Linked DNA regions of Homo sapiens: regions 2, 3, 4 and 5 are each linked to region 1. A link is a contact called in ENCODE Hi-C or POLR2A ChIA-PET data. All regions are on one chromosome and are shown on one strand. The core of a region is the stretch at or near the end of the contact, and the rest is flanking DNA. Distances in the headings are between cores, read along the strand shown. Region 1 holds the start of TCF25 (TCF25 ribosome quality control complex subunit). Region 2 holds the start of BANP (BTG3 associated nuclear protein). Region 3 holds the start of CYBA (cytochrome b-245 alpha chain). Region 4 holds the start of CDT1 (chromatin licensing and DNA replication factor 1). Region 5 holds the start of TRAPPC2L (trafficking protein particle complex subunit 2L).

Evidence for each region. Hi-C counts contacts between places; a loop is a spot of excess contacts on that map. ChIA-PET counts read pairs that join two places held with the same protein, here RNA polymerase II (POLR2A). Pooled maps may share reads with other maps.
Region 2: a map with no recorded cell type shows a loop between it and region 1 (21-fold over the local background). The contact joins the promoter of BANP here to the promoter of TCF25 in region 1. A Hi-C loop is called at or near these places in 3 of 37 single-sample maps with no recorded cell type and 10 of 50 pooled maps.
Region 3: a pooled map shows a loop between it and region 1 (12-fold over the local background). The contact joins the promoter of CYBA here to the promoter of TCF25 in region 1. A Hi-C loop is called at or near these places in 1 of 37 single-sample maps with no recorded cell type and 8 of 50 pooled maps. POLR2A ChIA-PET finds 5 or more read pairs at or near these places in 1 of 52 experiments (Caco-2).
Region 4: a loop to region 1 is called in a map with no recorded cell type, with 8 times the contacts of the local background. The contact joins the promoter of CDT1 here to the promoter of TCF25 in region 1. A Hi-C loop is called at or near these places in 5 of 37 single-sample maps with no recorded cell type and 8 of 50 pooled maps. POLR2A ChIA-PET finds 5 or more read pairs at or near these places in 6 of 52 experiments (B cell, WTC11, activated B cell and 2 more).
Region 5: a pooled map shows a loop between it and region 1 (9-fold over the local background). The contact joins the promoter of TRAPPC2L here to the promoter of TCF25 in region 1. A Hi-C loop is called at or near these places in 2 of 37 single-sample maps with no recorded cell type and 9 of 50 pooled maps. POLR2A ChIA-PET finds 5 or more read pairs at or near these places in 2 of 52 experiments (Panc1 and activated CD4-positive, alpha-beta T cell).

The regions. Positions count from the first base shown.
Region 1 is chr16:89,871,026-89,875,297 of GRCh38, forward strand. It overlaps TCF25 (TCF25 ribosome quality control complex subunit), which reads left to right and starts at 2,567. Exons shown (of 18, transcript NM_014972.3): 1 at 2,567-2,834. The coding sequence starts at 2,643. LOC112268179 (a long non-coding RNA gene) reads right to left here and starts at 2,463. Exons shown (of 2, transcript XR_002957933.2): 1 at 1,943-2,463; 2 at 1-896. It overlaps SPIRE2 (spire type actin nucleation factor 2), which reads left to right. Exons shown (of 15, transcript NM_032451.2): 15 at 1-294. RefSeq lists enhancers at 1,325-2,281, 2,052-2,211 and silencers at 2,292-2,411, 2,882-3,351.
Region 2 is chr16:87,949,533-87,953,804 of GRCh38, forward strand. BANP (BTG3 associated nuclear protein) reads left to right here and starts at 1,902. Exons shown (of 14, transcript NM_001386991.1): 1 at 1,902-1,983. RefSeq lists enhancers at 1,258-1,567, 1,827-2,469 and silencers at 1,758-2,057, 2,068-2,187, 2,218-2,277, 2,298-2,397.
Region 3 is chr16:88,648,330-88,652,302 of GRCh38, forward strand. CYBA (cytochrome b-245 alpha chain) reads right to left here and starts at 2,724. Exons shown (of 6, transcript NM_000101.4): 1 at 2,627-2,724. The coding sequence starts at 2,684. MVD (mevalonate diphosphate decarboxylase) reads right to left here. Exons shown (of 10, transcript NM_002461.3): 10 at 3,611-3,973. RefSeq lists enhancers at 1,062-1,957, 1,958-2,851, 2,852-3,746, 3,174-3,323 and silencers at 2,334-2,483, 2,634-2,913.
Region 4 is chr16:88,801,404-88,805,675 of GRCh38, forward strand. It overlaps CDT1 (chromatin licensing and DNA replication factor 1), which reads left to right and starts at 2,386. Exons shown (of 10, transcript NM_030928.4): 1 at 2,386-2,656; 2 at 3,142-3,264; 3 at 3,359-3,495; 4 at 4,037-4,234. The coding sequence starts at 2,429. RefSeq lists enhancers at 1,640-2,215, 2,934-3,817, 3,818-4,272 and silencers at 2,148-2,387, 2,468-2,577.
Region 5 is chr16:88,855,738-88,860,009 of GRCh38, forward strand. TRAPPC2L (trafficking protein particle complex subunit 2L) reads left to right here and starts at 1,390. Exons shown (of 5, transcript NM_001318525.2): 1 at 1,390-1,446; 2 at 2,882-3,054; 3 at 3,926-4,013; 4 at 4,156-4,235. The coding sequence starts at 1,414. GALNS (galactosamine (N-acetyl)-6-sulfatase) reads right to left here and starts at 1,210. Exons shown (of 14, transcript NM_000512.5): 1 at 1,021-1,210. The coding sequence starts at 1,140. It overlaps LOC107983950 (a long non-coding RNA gene), which reads right to left and starts at 843. Exons shown (of 2, transcript XR_933884.3): 1 at 714-843; 2 at 1-564. RefSeq lists a silencer at 943-1,342.

The sequences.
Region 1 (4,272 bases), core at 1,317-3,816:
CAGTGAGCCGAGATTGCACCACTGCACTCCAGCCTGGGCGACAGAGCGAGACTCTGTCTCGAAAAAAAAAAAGGTCCGTGCCAAGCTGCTCCCTGCCCTTGCCCTTTCCCTTTCCCTGGGGTCCAAACCACATGTGTCCTGCCTCTCCTGGCCCTACCACATTCTGGTGCTGTCCTCACTCGCCCCTGGCCCAGAGGCTCCTGAAGATGCTGGGCGGTCCTGGCACAGGGAGGAGCAGCTCTGTAAATCTGTGCACATGGCCACTCTTGGCCTAATAAAGGAGGTCTCACAGTCTTCTGTCTGGGATGTGCGCTGAGGATTCACCCAGCATGGCATGTTCTCCCAAGGTTGAAGCTGGGCTTGAGGGGCCACCTGCCTTCCAGGACGAGGAAAGGCCTCCTGGCTTAGAGTCAGGTGCCCACCAGGCAAGGGCTCCAGGCCTGCTCTGTCCACGCAGCCCTGGCTGCCTCTACCAGCTTCGTGGTCCTGGCCACCATGGTCAGGGCTGCATGCGGACGGCACAGACTACTGCCCATCAGCTCCTCTGGCCACACCTGCTGGCCTGGGGGGTACTTTGGTCTCATTTCCCAGATCCGTATTCTCGTTCTCCAGGGAGAGGATCCACAGGGGCAGGAGGTGTGACTGCAGGCTCTAGACAGGCCCTGTGCCGAGTGCTGTCTGCTCACCTGCGCCCGGCTCAGCCTGTTAACGGGGCCCTGCCCTGCTCCTCCGTGACGTTCTGCCGTCATCTTACCTTACAGATGAGGGAACTGAGGCTCAACGAGGTCAAAGAATTTGGCCAAAGATACACAGCTCACCCAGAACTTTGACTCCAGGCTGTAATGCTAGCCGTGGGGCCTGGAGGTCAGAAGGGACAGGACTTGTAACTGATGGGCCTGCGGGAGAAAATACTCCTGTCAGCTGGGGTCCAGGAAATCCAAACACACAAAATTAGAGCCCCCAGTAAAAACAGCCAGCTTCTAGCATGCGTGTAAGCATTTCACGGACTCTCTGGCCTGTATTTTTATTCCTGTTTAAAAATAAGAAAACAGGCACAGAGAGGGTCAGGGAACTCCTCCGGTCACACAGCCAGCAATAAGCTAATGTGTAGTGCTTGGTAAGGACGACGGTTGTTCTGGTTCTACGGGGACTCACACTCCCTATCATGGGGAGACTGGGTTGTAATTCATACAGGAACACTTGGAAATGAAAGCCCACGTTAAAACCCTAAACCACGGCAGGTGCAGTGGCTCACACCTGTAATCCCAGCACTTTTGGAGGGTGAGGTGGGCAGATCACTTGAGGTCAGGAGTTCGAGACCAGCCTGGCCAACATGGTGAAACCCCATCTCTACTGAGTACAAAAATTAGCCGGGCATGGTGGCACATGCCTGTAGTCCCAGCTACTCGGGAGGCTGAGACAGGAGAAGTGCTTGAGCCTGGGAGATGGAGGTTGCAGTGAGCCGAGATTGCGCCACTGCACTCCAGCCTGGGCAACAGAGCAAGACCTCATCTCACAAAATAAAATAAAACCCTAACCCATCCTGGGAGGGGCCAGGCCGGCTCACCAGGGCTGCTGCTTGTGCTCATGAAGCCGCAGTAAGTCGGGCAGGAGGCTGCTGGCACCTGTCTTCTCTATGCCCTCCTGTCCCCATGTCCCCAACCCCAGGCACAGGAAGCTGTGCCCTCCGCCCACTGAACCCAGCACTGTCTCAGCCTCATCTACTTTATTTTTTTCATTTTTTTGAGACAGGGTCTGGCTCTGTCGCCCAGGCTGGAGTGCAGTGGCGCGATCTCGGCTCACTGCAGCCTCAGCCTCCCGAGTAGCTGGGATTACAGGCGTGCGCAGCCACGCCCAGCTAATTTTTGTATTTTTAGTAGAGGGAGTTTCACCGTGTTGCCCAACCTGGTCTCGAATTCCCGACCTCAGGTGATTCGCCCACCTTGGCCTCCCAAAGTGCTGGGATTACAAGCGTGAGCACCGCGCCCGGCCCTTAGATCGTGACAAACGCGGGCGGCCTGTCCTAGAACTGTCAGAACCACTGTCCCTAAAGAGGCCTCGGGCGGGCAGTAAGGGCCGCGTCACTCAATGCTGCTCGAGGGGCGGCGGCTCCAGGGCAGAGGCGGGCATCGACGGCTAGATCACTCGAATGACACCCTGACACGAAAAGGACCAACTAGCAACGTCCGGGACGCAGCTGAAATGCTGCAGGCACGGTGCGGGGACAGGCCCCGGCGGGCAGAACGCGGCTGCGGGTTCCGGGCCACATGGATGGGCAAGGCCGGGCAGGGCCGACTGTCGCCGGCTGCGCGCCCGTTACCCCGAATCGAAGCCCGTCATCCCCGCGGGGCACCTCTCCATGCCCGGTGCGCACGGCGCGCAGACACCCAGCTCTCCAGAGACCTGGCCCGGACCCCCCGGAGCCCGCCCAGACGCCGCCGCTGAAGCGGGAAAGTTCCGGAGAGCCGCGACGCGCAGGCGCCGCAGCCAGGTCCTGCCCCCACCCCTCGCGCCAAGAGTGCGCAGGCGCGCAGCCAGCTCCCCCGCCCCCGACCCCGCGCGAAGAGTGCGCAGGCGCGCCGACAGCCGAGTTTTCTGCGCTTCCTTCTCCCTCTCTCCAGACGTCGTGGTCGTTCGGTCCTATGTCGCGCCGGGCCCTCCGGAGGCTGAGGGGGGAACAGCGCGGCCAGGAGCCCCTCGGGCCCGGCGCCTTGCATTTCGATCTCCGTGATGACGATGACGCGGAAGAAGAAGGGCCCAAGCGGGAGCTTGGTGTCCGGCGTCCCGGGGGCGCAGGGAAGGAGGGCGTCCGAGTCAACAACCGCTTCGAGCTGGTGAGGAGCGCGGCGGCCCGGGTGGGGGTGGGGTGGCCCTTGACGTTGTGGGGCGGGGCGAGCGTCCAGCCGGGTCGGGGAGCGGGGTTGTGATGCCAGGGGTGGGAAGGGTGACGTGGGTCCCAGCCGCAGTGGGGAGGGCGGGGCCGTGCGTCGGGGCCAGGGCGACGCGGGTGGGCGGTGGCGTGGGGTGAAGACGGCGGGCCGCGGAGTTAGACTGGGTTCTAACCCCGGTGAGGTGGGCGGGGCTAAGGGATGGGGCGGGGCCGTGCTGTCGGGGCGGGGCGACCGAATGGGCGGGGTTAAGCGGGGTCCGGGTTGTGGAGGGTGCGGGGCCTTGATGCCAAGGGCGTGGCCAACGTCCGCGGGGCCGGGCCACGACGTGGGCGGGATTAAATGGGCCTGCGGCCACGTGGCTGTCGTGGGGCCGTGACGCTAAAGGGCGTGGCTAAAGACGGGGGGGTGGCGAGGCGATGGCGTGGGCGGGGTTAAATGAGGCCTGGGGCCACCGTGGGGGTGGGGCCACGGCGTAGGGGCAGGAGTCGGGTGGGGCTTCCCTTTCTCGAGTCTAGAGGGGCCTTCTCTCGGTTCCAGGGTTGAGGACTTGCCAGGCCTCTGCGAGCATTCTGCTTTAATCCTCACAACAACTCTGCCTAACCCAGGGCCTTGCTCTTCGCGCATCCCCATCAGCCTAACCCAGCGGATTAGTCTTACTCTTTGCTGCATCTCCGGCAGCTCGTTTCTGGCACAGGGAAGTAACAGTTTGACTGTATGGTTTGCTCATGCGGTCCTGTGACGTTTTCTCCTAAGCCCTGGCCTCCGTCTGTAACTCTGCCTCTGCGGGCTCTGCGATCCTCCCACCTCAGCCTCCTGAGTATCTAGGACTACAGGTGGATGTCACCACGCCCGGCTAATTTTTTTTTTTTTTCTTTTTTGTAGAGAAGAGTTTTCGCCTTGTTGCCCAGGCTGGTCTAGAACTTCTGCGCTCAAACAATCTGTCCACCTCAGCCTCACAAAGTGCTGGGACTACAGGCGTGAGTCACCATGCTTGGTTGACTGCCCTTCTCGCATCAAGTCCACCTTTAGTGGTCCCCAAGACCCCCGTCAAGGTTCAGTAATTTGCTAGATTCACAGCAGTTACTGAAAGCTTTTTGTTTTGAGATGGAATCTTGCTCTGTTGCCCAGGCTGGAGTGCATTGGCACAATCCTAGCTCACTGCAACCTTGAACTCCTGGGCTCAAATAGTCCTCTCACCTTGGCCTCTCAGAGTGTTGGCATTAGAGGCATGAGCCACTGTGCTTGGCCCCGTAAGTCTTTTTAAATTTTTGTCAATGTAATTTGTGAAAAATGATATCACATTATTTTATTTTACACTTCTTTGGTAGTGAAATGCAGCACCTAGCTATGTATTCGTTGACCATTTATATTTCTCTTTGTG
Region 2 (4,272 bases), core at 652-3,151, 1.9 Mb before region 1:
GCCTCTCTCCAGCCCTGTGGCCTCGCTGGACAATTTTTCTAATCTCTTTGGAGCTGATCTTCATGTTGAAAAAGGACAAGTCCCATCTTCAGATCAACACCTGTCCCAGCGCTGCCATTTTGCCAAGGCTCCTCCTTGGAGTGTTTGTAAGGCACTTTTGCCACGAAGTAACCCAGCCACCAGCCTCAGTGGAACCTCCAAGCCTAATTCTGGAGGAGACTTTAACTCGGTAAGGTTGCCCAAGGTCGCATAGCCCATGACTGCGCTGAATCCTGTTTTTATTATTGGCAAAAGGGAGTTGGGCAGGAAATTCAAGGTAAAGCATTTTGTTTTTCTTTCTTTCTTTTTTTTTTTTTTTTTCTTGAGACGGAGTCTCGTTCTGCTGCCCAGGCTGGAGTCCAGTGGCGCCATCTCGGCTCACTGCAAGCTCCGCCTCCCGGGTTCACGCCATTCTCCCGCCTCAGCCTCCCGAGTAGCTGGGACTACAGGCGCCTGCCACCGCGCCGGGCTAATTTTTTGTATTTTTAGTAGAGACGGGGTTTCACCGTGTTAGCCAGGATGGTCTCGATCTCCTGACCTCGTGATCCACCCGCCTCGGCCTCCCAAAGTGCTGGGATTACAGGCGTGAGCCGCCGCGCCCGGCCAGCATTTTCTTTTTCCCAGTGAAAATAGCTGCCTCGCCCTGTGTTTGGGAGCTCAAAGGCATTCTTGCTCATTGCAAATAATTGAGGAAACAGAGGCGAGTATAAAGAAGAAAATGAAAGGCAAGGTAATCCTAGATTAGCAGAGGGAGATAACCAGGAATGACATTTCTGGGAACTGCGCTATGGTTTGGGAATTTTTTCCTGTGATTACCCACAAACGCACATTTGCACATTTATTCTACGTGTGCACATTCACGTCATCACTTTTTTTTTTTTTGAGACAGAGTCTCGCTCTGTCGCCAGGCTGGAGTGCAGTGGCGCGATCTCGGCTCACTGCAACCTCTGACTCGCGGGCTCAAGCGATTCTCCTGCCTCAGCCTCCCGAGTAGTTGGGATTACAAGGCGCCCGCCACCACGCCCGGCATAATTTTGTATTTTTAGTAGAGACAGGGTTTCGCCATGTTGGCCAGGCTGGTCGCGAACCCTTTACCTCAGGTGTTCCGCCCGCCTTGGCCTCCCACAGGGCTGAGATTACAGGCGTGATCCACCGTGCCCGGCCGCCATCACTTATTTATATTATGTGTTACCTATAGGACTTATCTAAGACCATAATCACTGCCGCGTGTGCTAAGTCCCGCGCGCGTGCACTCAGGCCCCTCTGGATAGACACTGGGGACCCCTGACCACTTATGTCAGGGAAAACGCCACCAAGCGCTCCGGAACCTCAGGGCAGGACCCGCCGCAGCAGCAGGTAGGACCCGCTGGGGGCGCACAGCCCACCTGAGACATCGTAACTACAAGTCCCAGCAACCCTTGGTGCGGGGACAGGACGGGCCACCGGAGTCCGGAGAGACTACAAGTCCCGGCAGGCATGGCCCAGACGCAGGGACTACGAGTCCCCGAATGCATGGCTCCCAGCTTGCGCAGGGCACCCTGGGAGGTGTAGTAGTTGAGGGAGCTAATGCGTATTCATTCCGTCTCAAAGAAGATGCAAATTCCTCAGACCGTCCACTGAGGTGATTGTTCTCACGCAGGCCATGGGCGTGGGCGAAAAACGGGGGGAAAAAAGCCCTGGGAAGCCGGTACCGTCGCGGAAGAAGGCCGCCTGCGCATGCTCACCAGGAGGCCGAGCGGGAAAAGCGCGCGCAGCTGGCCTCACTGCCACAGGGGTGCCCCGCCCCCGGGCCCGCGCGCCCAGTGAGCCTGCGCGGAGGGCGGGGGCCGAGCGTCGCGGGGAGGGGCTCGCGGCGCCTGCGCAGAGCGGCGGCTTCTCTCGCGAGGACGGACGCCATTATCGCATCTCCCCGACAAACACCACGAGAATTCCGCAGCCCACACGGTAATTGCAGCTCCCGCAGCCGGTCGCGCCTCCGCCTCCCCCTTCCCGCGGGGCGAGAGCGAGAGCGAGATCTCCCTCCTCCCTCCTCCTCCCGCCCGCCGGGCCGCCCGCGCCGCAGCCCCGCCGCCGCCAACCGCCCGGGCCGGGCGATCGCCCCCCGGGCCCCGCTCCCCGTCCCCGGCCGCGCCCCGGAAGAGGGGCTCCCGCTTCCTCGCTTCCGCACCCCCGGCCCCACCGCGCCCGGCGTCCGTTGAGCCGCGGCTGCCGCAGCCCGGCCCGGGGGCCTCGCGCTCCCGACCTCTGTCCCGGGCCTCGCCCCGCGGGAAGGACCCGGAGCCACGGCGGGGAGACTGGAAAGGCCTAGAACCGCGCCCGGGCTCCTCTGGGGCCCGAAGTCTCCCAAGGGGGTCGCTCCTGCCAGCCAGGCGGGAGCGACAGGCATCGTTTTTGTGCCTCCTCCGTGGCTGTGGACCGGAGCCCCATAGCCCAGGACTTGCACACGCAAGGGGCGCTCTCGGGGACCGCAGACCTCGGCGACGACCCCAGCCCGTCCCCCGAGGGGCCCCGATGAACGAGGACCTCGGGGTGCCCCCTCCCCAGCACGTTTGTGCGATTTCTGTGATCTAGTCCTTAAGGAAGGTGGCCGTTTTCTTTTTCCCCCCTAGGATGCAGAAAGTAGATGACATTCCATCCACACTGTGTGAGCAAATTGGAGAGATTGCCTTGATAGAGGACTGATGTTTTTCACTGATGAGATGGTAGGGGTTGTCTTGCTATTGGAGAAATACATCATCCCTGAAGAACTGTGAGCAAGTGGAGCGAGTGTGGGCTTTGAAGGGTAGCGAGCTTGCACCCTGACCGGGGAGGGCCCGGGTCACACAGTTGTTGATGTGGAACAGGTAATTGCCCTGTTTGGAGTTGCCTGTTCTGCCCAGGAATGTACTCCAGGGCCTGATGGCGATGCTGGAACTCGCACTACAGTAAATAATTGATAAGAGGAGGCAGTTGTAGGGTTCACTTTTAGCTGGAAGTTCTTAGGGGACAGAAAAATAACTTGGAGTAGTGAGTGGTTCTGAGTAAGCTCAGGAAACGTCAAATAAAAACTGGATCTGGTCATTTAACACGCAGCTCGCAGATATCCAGTGCTAGAAGAAAACACCAAAACGCGGTAAAATTCTGTATGTGGGTCCACTTCCCGTGTCTGGCGATTAAAATAAGAATATATTCTTGCGATGTTGGATTCTGTCATCATTGGCGTTAATATTTTTATTTTTTTGGAGATAGGGTTTCACTCGGTCCCCGAGACTGGAATGCAGTATCGTGATCTTGGCTCACTGCAGCCTCGGCCTCCCTGGCTCAAGTGATCCTCCCACCGCAGCCTCCTGAGTAGCTCGGACCACAGACGCCACCACCCCGGCTAATTTTTGTATTTTTCGTAGAGAGGGGGTTTCGCCTTGTTGTCCAGCCTGGGGCTTTAATCTTTTTAAAAAAGAGCTTCCATTTGTGATTCCACGCTGCGTGGGGGCAGCTCAACATCTCGGGTGCTTCATCATGACCCAGGAGGCAGAGGCTGCGTCCACTTTATAGATGAGGTGACTAGGCCCGCAGACACTAAGGGACTTGCTCAGATTTACAGAGCCAGGGTTCGAATTCAGTCTGTCTGAAGCCTATGTTCTTAAAAAAAAAAGCCCATATATTTAGTATTTTAATCAATATAATGTATACAATAGGAACGTCAATGAAAGACTTACAATGAAAAGCAATGGTCCCCTGCCCCACCTCTCAGCCCCGTTCTTCAAAGAGGTTTACATCTTGAGTGGTTTCTTTAGGTCATTCTCCACAGCTCTGAGTAAGCTGATCCTTTTTATTTTTTTCTTGAGATAGGATCCCCTGATGTTGCCCAGGCCGTACTCGAACTCCTGAGCTCAAGTGATCCTCAGCCTCCTTAGTAGCCGCTAATACAGGTGTGAGTGACTGCACCTAGCTCTAAGCTGATATTTTGTATTACACAGCCTTGTCTTTCTATTACGATGGGGTGATGGAGCCCTTCTGTCATATCCCAACTCTTCTATCCCCTGGACTGTCTGTGTTAGGCCTATGCAAATACTGTTCTCTTCACGGACAAATTGAGTGTTTCCCTTCCTGTACAGCGTGGATTTTTCTGTTAGTCATGGCTTTTCTCTTGGCACTTTCTGTTCCCATCGACTCCTTACATTGTTTTAAATTCTCAAGGATAGTGTCAGGTCCCCTTTCTCCTTCAGCCCCTGTCCTTCTCATCTGGATGGGTTA
Region 3 (3,973 bases), core at 1,474-3,973, 1.2 Mb before region 1:
GACATGCCCGGGCTCTGGGTCCCAGGAGTGGCCAAGGACAGCCCGACCTGCAGGCCCCAGTGGGCTCTGGGACCCCCAAATGGACCCCCTTGTCACCATGAGTCTTTGTTTGATGCACTGAAAGCTAACAGGCCGAGTGTGGTTTCTGCATCTTCTTGGGGGAGTGTCTTTTTCCCCCCGATACGGAGTTCCTCTTAACCCGTCAGCGGTTTTGCCTTAATTTCGGTTTCGTCTGATATGGCTATTTCTGCACATTTTTGGGGGGGTATTGTCCAATATTCCCCCTTACTGTTTTTTTTTTTTTTCGAGACGGAGTCTTGCTCTGTCACCCAGGCTGGAGTGCAGTGGCGCGATCTCGACTCACTGCTACCTCCGCCTCCAGGGTTCAAGCAATTCTCCTGCCTCAGCCTCCTGAGTAGCTGGGACTACAGGCGCCCGCCACCATGCCCAGCTAATTTTTACATTTTTATTAGAGACAGGGTTTTCACCACATTGGCCAGGCTGGTCTCGAACTCCTGACCTCAGGGAATCCGCCCGCCTTGGCCTCCCAGAGTGTTGGGATTACAGGCATGAGCCACGGCGCCTGGTCCTTCCTACTATTTTATTTCTTTTTTTTTTTTTTTTTGGAGACAGAGTCTTGCCCTGTCACCCAGGCTGGAGTTCCGTGGCGTGATCTCAGCTCACTACAACCTCCACCTCCCAGGTTGAAGCGATTCTCCTGCCTCAGCCTCCCGAGTAGCTGGGACTATGCGCGCCTGCCACCATACCCGGCTAATTTTTTGTATTTTTAGTAGAGACGGGGTTTCACTGTGTTAGCCAGGATGGTCTCGATCTCCTGACCTCGTGATCCGCCCGCCTTGGCCTCCCAAAGTGCTAGGATTACAGGTGTAGCCACCTTGCCCTGCCAGCCATTCTGTTTTTGTCTCCACATGGTCTTGTTGGAAGATTTCCTATCCTTGGTTTGAGCCCAGCTACACATTAACTCTCTGGGTTTGTCTGTCTGCGTCGGAGGAGGGGAGGGCAGTGTCCTTGAGTCTACTCAGCCAATTGTCCATGCATCTTTGGGGACCGTCCTGGTCCCGAGCCTGCCATCCGAAAGAGGGTGCAAAGCTGCCGCTGGTGCCACCAGGGAGGTCTGAGGACGTATTCTGGCACCCAGCCACATTTACAGAGCACCTGCTGTGTACAGGGGGGACTCTTTGTCAAGGCCCTGCTGTCTCCGGGCCAGCTGCCTCCTGGGGCTGCACGGTCTGGAAGGACCTCCCCAGGCAGGTGGCATTTGAATTGAGAAATAAATGAGACAGCCATGAGGCTCTGCAGAAGCAGCAGCTTGTGCCGAGGCCCTGGGGCACGCTCAGGAGATCTAGGAACAGAAAGGAAGCACGGCAGCTGGAGGAGGGGGCCGGAGAGCCGGGAGGCCAGGGCGGGCAGTGCAGGGCGTCCAGTCTGGCTCTAACTCTTCGGGCCAGGAGCCCCTGGAGGGTTTCAGCAGGAGGCCAGACTAGAGCCCAGGTCTCCTGGCTCCCAGCTGGGTGCCCTCAGTCCGTCTACTTCCTGTAGGGAGTGCGGGGCAGGCAGGGTGAGTCTCACGGGGCAGCTCTGGGGAGAGCTGTCTGAACTGACCCACCGACTTCTTGGCCGCTGACTCGAAGCAGGCGGTCACTTTCCTGGGCACAGGACAGGCTGCAGGGCCCCGTCCTCCAGCCCTCCCACCCTGAGGTCTCTGCTCCCACTCCAGCTGCCACGCACCCTCCAGACAACAGGGAGGGCGCTCAGAGCCCCAGGGGAGTGGTGGCAGCGGGCCCCTCCTCCTCACCCTCAGCCCCCAGGCCCTTCCCAGGCACTCCTCCCCCGGTGCAGGTCCTTCCTGGAGCTGCTGCAGTGGTGCCTCTGCCCTCAGACCTCGCCTGAGCCCAGCCTCACCCGTGCTGGGCCAGACACTCCCTGGCCCTGGTCCCGAGAGGGTCCATTTCCAAATGGAGTCCGCTGCCCTCACCAGAACCTCTGAGCAAATGCACAGGAGGGTGACTGGGGGCTGTGCCATCCCACCCCAAGAGCAAAGTGCCTGTGCAGCTGGGCTGGGCAGGGCCGTCACTGGGTGGTTTCGGCGCCTTGTGAAATCTCAGACCGCCTCCAGCGCAGACTCCAGATGAGAAGGGCTGAGCCCCAGGGCATGAGCCCATTCCCCACCCCAAGCCCAGGGAGAGCGACCTCCAGGCCAGCTGGCTACCGAGGGGCAGGGGAGCTTCTCCCGATGCCCAGGCCGGAGCCCCCACTCGGGGGCTTCGGGGCGGTGACCCCGGAAACCACCGGGGCTGAACCGCCTCTTCCCCTGCGCTGCAACTTCCTCCTTCGCGGAGTCGGGGGACCGAGAGAAGGGAATGGGGGAGGGGCGCCGCGCTCCGCAGGGTCTGCAAGGGAATTACTGGGGGTCTCAGAACTCCTCCTTCCAGCCCGCGGCCTGAGGGTCCCGCCCCCGTTCCCCGCACCCTCCTGGCCTGACCCCGGCCCGGCCTGGCCCGCCTGGCGCCCCACTTCCCCACCCTGTAAGTAGCCCGAGGTCCCGGCTGGGGTCTTGGGACACCCCTCCAGGCTGCAGCCTCCACCGTCCCTGACGTGCACTCACTCAGGCCGGACGCCAGCGCCTGTTCGTTGGCCCACATGGCCCACTCGATCTGCCCCATGGCGACACGAACCCGGCTGGGACACTGCTAGGCGCGCACTGCCGCCCCTGCGCTCCCGGCCGAACCCCGCCCCGCCCAGGCCCCGCCCCCAGCCCCCCAGGTGACCGCGGCTGGGCGGAGACCCGCATCTGTAGGGTGCAGGGCTGTCCCGGAGCCTTCTGCCCCCGCCCTCTCTAGCCACGCCGAGGCATAGGAGGGGCCCTGCCCGGCAGCCCCAGCCCAGGCGGGGAGTTCCTGCGCTTCCCCAGGGCTTCCCAAACTTCAGCTCTCAAACACTGACAAGTGCCCCTGCCCAATGCTCCGGACCCAACCGAGGGTCCCGTGTCAACCAGGCGTCTATTAATAGCAGGACAAGGTGTGAAGGTCGGCTTCCTGAGCAAATCGGCCTCTCCAGAGCCTTGGGGGGTGGGGGAGTCACCCCTACAGCCCGGGAACACCTCTGCACCCTGATGCTACCAAGGACAAGGGTGGCCTCCCCATGGGGACCAGAGGCCCAGCCCCCATTTCCTCCCCCTGGCTCTGGGCTGGCACAGGCGTGGCCTGGGTCAGACACTGCAGGGGGCCTCCCGTCACCAGGTCACTGAACTGTGACTGAGACTCGAGGGAGGGGACAGGATGTGTACAACTGGGAAAGCACAGAATGCAGGGACGGCCCCGTCACGTCCGGCCTGGGTACGGGAGGCAGGGGCTGGCGTGGGGGTGGTGAGCCCAGCGCCCATGGGAAGACTTTAGACCTGGGGTTGCTCCTGAGGGTCCCACCTGAGCCAATGTGGGGTTTGAGGGGAGCCCCTCTGTGGCTCTGCCCAGCCTGCCCCTCCCCCAGGCCCTCATGGGGCACACCTGGACTCCCTGACAGGTGCCAGGGTCACTCAGAGCAGGAACCCCGGGATGCTGGTTTACGAAACAGAAAAACGGCGGAGGCCGGAGGCAGCAATGCTGGTTTATTCCCCATGGCCACCGGGGCCGCACTGGTGCCCACTCCTGCCACCATTCCAGCCACACCCAGGCCGTGGGCAGCCACCCTCCGAGACACCTGGGCCGGGGGCAGGGTCTCAGCAGAAGCGCCGTGGGCAGCCACCATCCGAGGCACTTGGTGGTTTCCTGAGGCCCAAGGAGGCTGCTCCCAGCACGGTGACCCCTTCCCTGGTCCGCTGGAGGGACCACCTCCCCACTGAGCTCCTTTCTCAGAGAACTGGGCATAGCCAGAGCTGGGGTGAGAAAGCCCTTCAGCCCTGCTGCACCGAGGCTCTGCCAGTTCTCATACCCCCTCCCCATCCCATCTTGGCAAA
Region 4 (4,272 bases), core at 1,136-3,635, 1.1 Mb before region 1:
ATTGTTTGTTTAATGTGTGGTGTGGCCAGGTGTGGTGGCTCACGCCTGTAGCCCCAGCTACTTGGGAGGCCGAGGCAGGGAGATCGCTTCAGTCCAGGAGTTCGAGACCAGCCTGGGTAACATGGTGAGATGCCGTCTCTACAAAAAAACAAAAACAAAAAACAAACATTTAGCCACGCGTGGTGGCTCACGCCTGTAGCCCCAGCTACTTGGGAGGCCAAGGCAGGGGGATTCCTTTAGCCCAGGAGTGGAGGCTAAGCTACTTCACTCCAGCCTGGGTGATCAAAAAAAAAAAAAAAAAAAGCACGTGTACCAAAACAAAACTTTTCAACAAAACGTAGCTTTAAAAAATGTGGGTCTCAGTCTTCCATATTTATTTCTTGACCCACTAAAAATTTGCTACCAGCTGCTTGCAAAACACAGGTCTAGGTGCTGATCCCTTATATACAGATGGAAAACAAATGCCTCACCACGCCCTCCCCATCCCCCCACTTATGAACGTCCTCACTTTTGAGGTGTTTTGTTTTGGAGATGGAGTCTCGCTCTGTTGCCCAGGCTGCTGGAGTGTAGTGGCGGGATCCTGAGTAGCAGAGATTACAGGTGCCTGCCATCACGTCCGGCTAATTTTTGTATTTATTGTAGAGACGGGGTTTTGCCATGTTGGCCAGGCTGGTCTTGAACTCCTGACCTCAAGTGATCCGCCCGCCTCGACTTCCCAAAGTGCTGGGATTACAGGCGTGAGCCACCGTGCAGGCCACCTTTGAGGTATTTTGCAAGCACCAGTTGCATCATCAAACCGGTTTCTATTCCTTTAACTTAAAAAAAAATAGGCACAATTCACGCTTTTTACAGAAAACTTGGAAAATGGGAAAACAGAAGCCCTCCTCTGAGCCCTGGCCGCCTCCACCCGCGTCCCCTTCCCTCGCAGGCCTCCAGGCCCCGGCGGCCCGCATTGCTTTGCGGGGGACTTCCGCAGCGCTGCGCCTGGCCCTGCTTATTGGCGTCTCTGGAAGGAGTGGCTGTGGCTCGGGCTCTCCAGATAAACCGCGCTCTAGGCCGTTTCCCAGATAGGAGCGCTATAGGTTTTAAGAACTAAAACTTTAAAATCTCAGCCCTCAGCCATGCTAAAGGCAGTTTCTTTTCTTTCCTTTTTTTTTTTTTTTTTTTTTTTTGAGACGGAGTTTCTCGCTCTTTCGCTCAGGCTGAAGTGCAGTGGCGCCATTTCGCCTCCCGGGTTCAAGCGATTCTGCTGCCTCAGCCCCCCAAGCAGTTGGAATTACAGGCGCCCGCCACCACGCCTGGCTAATTTTTGTATTTTTAGTAGAGAGGGGGTTTTACCATGTTGGTCAGGCTGGTCTCGAACTCCTGACCTCAGGTGATCCGCCCGCCTCGGCCTTTCAAAGTGCTGGGATTACAGGCGTGAACCATCGCGCCCGGCCCCTTTTCTTCGTTTCCATGTAATAGCTTGATTGAGAAATAATTCACATATCAAATCCACCCTTTTAAAAAGCGAGCAACGCGGATCGCGGAGGCCACGCCTGTGATCGCAGCGCTTTGGGAGGGGGCAGTTCCAAGAGAGCGGATCACTGAACCGGGGAGTTCGAGACCACCCGGCAACGTAATCTCCGCCTCGATAGAAATAGTTTTTTTTTTTTTTTTGAGACGGAGTCTCGCTGTCGCCCAGGCTGGAGTGCAGTGGCGCGATCTCGGCTCACTGCAGGCTCCGCCCCACGGGGTTCACGCCATTCTCAGGCCTCAGCCTTTTGAGTAGCTGGGACCACAGGTGCCCACCACCACGCCCGGCTAATTTTTTGTATTTTTAGTAGAGACGGGGTTTCACCGTGTTAGCCAGGATGGTCTCGATCTCCTGACCTCATGATCCGCCCGCCTCGGCCTCCCAAAGTACTGGGATTACAGGCGTGAGCCACCGCGCCCAGCCAGAAATAGTTTTAAAAAAAGAAATAAGGAGCGTGCGGCCCGCGGGGGAAGCGCCTTTACCAGCTCGAGCCTGCAGCCCCCCAGGCCGCGCCGTCCTCGGCTCCCCCGGGCAGCGCCGGGGTTTTGTCAGGCGCGCGCTGCTGTTTGCCTGGATTGCGCTCATTCTGACCCTGAAGCCAGCGGCCCCACTGACACGCCCTGAAAAGTGGGAGCCACACGCGGGATCCGGAGACCGCGCTAAAGTCCCACGCACGACGGCGCCCGCCGGCGAGTCCACGCCCGCACGTCGGCGCATGCGCGCGGCCAAGCCGGTGCCCGCGCCCACCAGCGCGCATGCGCGCCCCGTCCCTTCCCTCCCCCCGTGCTCTGCCCCGATGGTTCGGTCCGCGCCGGGGGCGGGGCCAGGGCGCCCGCGGGAAATTTGGCGGGAACCGCGCCCGCCTCTTCCTCCCTTCCTTCTTTCCTTGCTTTCGCCGCGCACTCCGCCGCCATGGAGCAGCGCCGCGTCACCGACTTCTTCGCGCGCCGCCGCCCCGGGCCCCCCCGCATCGCGCCGCCCAAGCTGGCCTGCCGCACCCCCAGCCCCGCCAGGCCCGCACTCCGCGCCCCGGCCTCCGCTACCAGTGGCAGCCGCAAGCGCGCCCGCCCGCCCGCCGCCCCCGGACGCGACCAGGCCAGGCCACCGGCCCGCAGGAGACTGCGGCTGTCGGTGGACGAGGTGAGGGGCGTGGGGAGACTGAGGCCGGGGAGTTGGGGGCGGGGAGACTGAGGCCCGGGGGGCAGGGCTCGGGGAAACTGAGGCGGAGGGACGGGGGCGGGGAAACAGGCGGGGGGGACGGGGCGCAGGGAACTCTGGGACAGGCCGGGGGATCCTGGGGGCGCCCTGCCACCACTGGGGACTTGGCTGGCTCCTGAGATGAGCAGGAGGCACTGGGGGGCTTGCACCGGGATCCGATGATGGGGCTGGAAGTCCAGCTTCTCTGCGAGGCCAGGGCAGGGGTCCGACCTGGAAACGGCCCCGGAAGACGAGAGCAAGGCTGTGTCCCCGGCCTTAGCACAGACCACCATCTACGGGAAGTCCTAAGCCCCCCAGCCATGCCCGTCCCAGTTAACTCAGAGCGGCTTCTGATCCTTCGGGGTCCTCTGCAGAGCCAGGAGCACCAGGTCTTGTCATGAGTTCACCCTTGGGGTCCCTCCCACCAGGTTTCCAGCCCCAGTACCCCCGAGGCCCCAGACATCCCAGCCTGCCCTTCTCCGGGCCAGAAGATAAAGAAATCCACCCCGGCAGCAGGTCAGCCGCCCCACCTGACATCCGCGCAGGACCAGGTGAGGGGCGGGGCCTGGGGCAGATGCGGGAGGGCTGAGTGGTGCCGGCCTGCCTGCCTGCCTGACGGCACCGTGTCCCCTGATCCCCCTGAAGGACACCATCTCTGAGCTTGCGTCATGCCTGCAACGGGCCCGGGAGCTGGGGGCAAGAGTCCGGGCGCTGAAGGCCAGTGCCCAGGATGCTGGGGAGTCCTGCACCCCAGAGGCCGAGGGCCGCCCTGAGGAGCCATGGTGAGTGCTGGGTGGGCGGCCACGAGGCCCCGGCAAAGGCCGGGTTGGTGGCAGGCGTGGCCCAGCGAGCCTGTCAGAGGCCCAGGTCTGCTCCTTCCAGGGAGGGTGGTGGTGAGGTCACCAGGGCGCGGACCCAGACCCCTGAGAAAAAGGTCCCGGGCACTGCTGGCGCTGTGCCCTCAGTCCCTCCTGCGGGGGGCAGCTCCTGCCTCGGGGACTCTGGCAGGTTTCAAATGCTCCTGATGCATTGGTGTGTTGTCTGCCTCTGCCCCTGAGAGCTGACGAAACTGCGCTGGGGAGAGGGCAGAGCTTCCCTGGGGGAGCTGCGTGGACACAGCAGAGCTGGGGTGTGGAGCCGGGCTTTCCCGTCACCACTGCTACCCCTAACGGTGCCAGTGCTGGTGGGTGTGCAAGGGCCGCGAAAGCCATCGTGTGTGGCATGGCAGGCCCCATCGGAGGGTCTCCCTGGCCGAGGGGCCTGCTGTGGCGTTGGAGGGGTAGGGGCCTACTGCTTCTCATGAGGCTCCTCCCTCCCTGACAGTGGCGAGAAGGCGCCCGCCTACCAGCGCTTCCATGCCCTGGCCCAGCCCGGCCTGCCGGGACTCGTGCTGCCCTACAAGTACCAGGTGCTGGCGGAGATGTTCCGCAGCATGGACACCATCGTGGGCATGCTCCACAACCGCTCCGAGACGCCCACCTTTGCCAAGGTCCAGCGGGGCGTCCAGGACATGATGCGTAGGTGAGTGGCCGGGGGTGGGCTGTGGCTGTCCTGGAGTT
Region 5 (4,272 bases), core at 140-2,639, 1.0 Mb before region 1:
CCTTCCAATTCCGACAGCCACGACTGCCCAGCCCTTGGGTGTGGCCCGTGGCCCCCACTGGTCAGCACAGGTGGGTCTGAAGGCACCTGTCAGGGTCTCTGCTGGTCGGAGCCAGCACACAGGGGCTGAGCGACACCGACGGCCCAAAACTGTCTGGTACTCGGTGTCGTCCCAGTCCTCACACACAACGTGAGCACGGCGGGACAGGTGTAACCCCCCAGGTGTGGCAGCTGAGGTTCAAGAATGGAAGTGACCCCCAAGCTTGGAGACAGTAGGGTTTCAACCCAGGTGTGTCTGGGGTCCTGCACGGTGACCCATGCCCCAGGCAGGCTCATTCCTGAGTCTCCAGGTGGCTCCCACAAGGAGTTAGGGAAGGAGGCCTCCAGGCTGGCTGTGACCCCTGACCCCGCACTTGCCCACCAGGAGACATTCCAGCCTTTCAGTTCTTCAGACCTTAGGGACACCTGACCTTCGCTCAGCATTCTCCAGAGGACAGAGACAGCCGTCAGGTAAGACTGGAGCCCAGCGGGGGGACCCGGCGGCCCGAGGTGGCGGGAGTGATTCCTAGGGCGACGCAGCTCTCAGGCAGGGCGGCAGGAGCAGCCTCTTCCTCCCTTTGGGGAGGCCACGCTGCGCGCCCACCTTTCCCAAGAGTAGAGGGCGGGAAAGGTCAGACGGGGGAGGCAGGGCCCGGTAGCACGCCGGCCACCCACCTGCCAGGGAGGACGCTGTCCCGGTCATGCAGCACAGTGGCAGCGCGTGTGGTGATCGGTGACCGCCGAGACCCCACGCCTGGACCCCGCGGCCACTCCCCGAGGGGCCTCCCCCTCCCCGCACGGGGATACCCCCCGTCCCCTCCCCCTCCTCCTCCCCGCGCGGGGCCTCCCCCCTTCCCCAAGGGGCCTCCCCTCACCTCTCCCCCCACCCCGCCCGCCCTTCCCCCACCTCGCTCCTCCCTCCATCCGCCCCTCCCCTCCCCGCCCCACCCCGGCCCTGCCCCGTCCCACCGCCCGCACTCACGTCGTCCATGAGCAGGAGCAGGATGTTGGGGGGCTGCGGGGCGCCCGAGGCCCCCATCCCCGCGGCGCTGAGCACCAGCAACAGCTGCCACCACCTCGTCGCCGCGACAACCGCCGCCATGGCAACCACGGGAGCCGCGGAGCCCCGGCCAGCGAGCCGACCTAGCGAGCGTCCGCCGGCCCTTCCGGCTGGGCTGCGGGGCGGGGCCTGGACGGCCACGTGACTCGCGGGGCGGGGCCAGAGTCCGCGGAGGGACGGGAGGCGGGGCCTGGACTGCCTCGTGACCAGTGGGGCGGGGCCTGAGCCAGCTGTGTGCGGATGGGGCGGGGCTTTGGAGGCCGCGTGACCAGCGGCGGGTCACGTGACGCGGTGCCTGGCGCCGAGCCTCCCAAGATGGCGGTGTGCATCGCGGTGATTGCCAAGGAGGTGCGTACGCGCGGCGTGGGGCGTCCGGGCTCGCACCATCCTCGGCTCTCCGCTTTCTTTCTACTTCTTCCCTGGGCTTAGAAGGCACCTTAGGAAATGGGACCTGGAGGAGGCCTTCGCCGAGCTCCAGCGGTCAGGGGCTTCGCGGTGGACGAGCCGCCAGGCAGACCCTGACTGAGACCCCAGTTCCGCGCTCGCCCGTCCCGCTGCTGAACGCACCCCTCGGCGCAGCAGGTCTCCTCCCCGCCAGGACCCACCAGAAACCTAGGTGGTCCCGGGCACTACCTCCGTCCTCCGTCCTCAGCAGGTTCTGCCCGTTCTCCCGTCCAGCGCTGGTTCCCCGCGGACGGCGGCCCCGGCCCTCCTGCCAGTCTCCCCGGAGCCGAGTTAAAAACAAATCGGATCCTGTCACGCCTCTGCCTGAGACCTCTGCAGTGGCTTCTCGTTGCCTTAGGATGCTGTCTGAATAACCTGCTCTGGGATCCTTTCCCCCCATAACCCTTGGCACTCTCCGCTCCAACCAAACAATTCTGCAGCTCCCTGGACATGCTCTGCCCTCTCACCTGTGGGCCTTTGCACGCGGAACACCTCTCCCCAGCTCCCATCCTCTTTACTGGCCCACATACATTTCAACTGGAAAGCATTTTCTGAAGGCTAAGACTGAGCTGGGTGGCTGCCCACACGCTCCTGCTGCACGGAGCCTTCATTTCCTAGCCAGGGTCTCCCGAGACCAGACTCGAGACCGCTCCCTGCTGGGCGGTGGCTGCTGCTAAGCTGCTCATGGGCTTCCCTCTTGGCCAAGATGATCATTTGCTTGTTTGTGGGTTTATTGACTAGGTATCACTCCCCACGAGGGTAGCGAGGACTCTTGTTCACTGTATTTGTGCAGGACCCAGTGCTGAACACACACAGGGTAAATGGTGGTGTGTGAAAGACCGAGAAAGAAGCTGTTAATTCTGGGCTTCCAATGGTCAGAAATGCAGAGATGAAGGGAATTTGAGCTGAGTCTTGAAGGGTTTAGTAAAAGGGTCACTGTCAAGGTGAAGAAAAGCCAGTATTGAGGGTGCTGTATTTGGGTGAGCCATGCAGAGTTAGAGGTGGGCTGAGGCAGAGTGGCCTCCAGGAGAAGGTGAGAGGCGTGCCCAGGTGCCAGGCTTGATCGGCAGGCTGTGCTCAGGCCCATTTTTCTGATTCATTTTTTCTTTTCCGCCCACCCTACTGCTGCTGCTTTGCAAACAACACATAAATCTCCTTAGGTTAGCTGGGATCCCCTGAAGGCAGTGCCCACTGCGGCATAGAGAATGAAGCGGTGGGCCTTAGAGCATGGGAATGCGTTCCCCGGGTGGCTGCAGGTCACGGCTCTGCAGCATAGTTCAGAGCTGGTGTGCGCTGGGTGGAGTCTTGTCCTTTCAGTCGCCGTCATCCTTTCTTGCAGAATTACCCCCTCTACATTCGCAGCACCCCTACGGAGAACGAGCTGAAGTTCCACTACATGGTGCACACATCTCTGGACGTGGTGGATGAGAAGATCTCCGCAATGGGGAAGGCCCTGGTCGACCAGAGGGAGCTGTACCTGGGCCTGCTCTACCCCACGGAGGACTACAAGGTGTATCTTTCAGGGCAGGGTGTGTGTCAGGGAGGACCTACAGTTGCAAGATGTACTTTAGGATCAGATAACTTGAAACCTTTTAGAAGAAAAAGAGGTGAGAGTTTTTAGCCAGCCAGGGAATTAGGGTAGCTTGAGGTGAATGAAGGCCTGTAACTCTTCTCTTTCATTGGAAGAGCCATTTGGGAAAAGCAAGGCTAGAATTCCCCGTAGAATGTTTTGGTTTGCACGTGTCCGTTGTCTGGTTTGCAGAGGAAGTGGGACACTTCTGCTTTGTACCTGCAAGGATTTCTTTCTGTGCTTTTCAGGGGGAGCCACCACCTTTGAGCAGGGGATAATAGTTTCATTTATTTCATTAGGCCTTGCCTCTTATGTCACTAGACACTCGTCTAGTCCCTTGGGACAAATCACTTGAGGCCATGGAATTCAAAGACCTTCCCAAAAGTCATCATGTAGCCTGTCCATGGTGACATTTGCTAGTAGCCACTATTTTACAAAATAATGTGGCCTCTAGAGAGGGGATCCGCCTTGTTCACGAAGCCTCTGGTTTTGCAGTTAACTTTCCGGGCCAGGCATTGATTCATGAAGAGGGTGAGGTGTTCCAGACAGACAGACTCGGAGTCTAGGTGGTTCGGCTCCTGGAGTGTGAACTGGGTAAGGCTTGGCTGCCTGCTCTTCGCTTCTCCTGCAAACACCAGACGTCGCCCTAGCAAAGTATTTAGGCTTGTACCCAGCACGGCCACTGCAGGACCAGCCCAGCATGGGCATTTCCTGTGATTCAAGGTTGCCACATTTCTCCAAAGTGAGGGCCCACAGAGGGCCCTCCACCGGCAGTCCCTGTGTTACGAGTGCCTTCCCTAACCAGCTGTGCAGATACGGCTACGTCACCAACTCCAAGGTGAAGTTTGTCATGGTGGTAGATTCCTCCAACACAGCCCTTCGAGACAACGAAATTCGCAGCGTAAGTCAGGGAGTTAGAGGGCCACGCCCGAGTGGGTGTTTTGTTTTTCCTTTTTGACTTTGTTTTGAAATGCTGAGAAACTAAAAATCTGGCAGTGGCTGTGTGTATGTGGCAAGGTCATGGTTTGCTGGGTCTTTTTCAGATGTTCCGGAAGCTACACAACTCCTACACAGACGTGATGTGCAACCCCTTCTACAACCCGGGGGACCGCATCCAGTCCAGGTGGGCCCTACTTTCTGTGTCTTGCCACCTTCTTTCT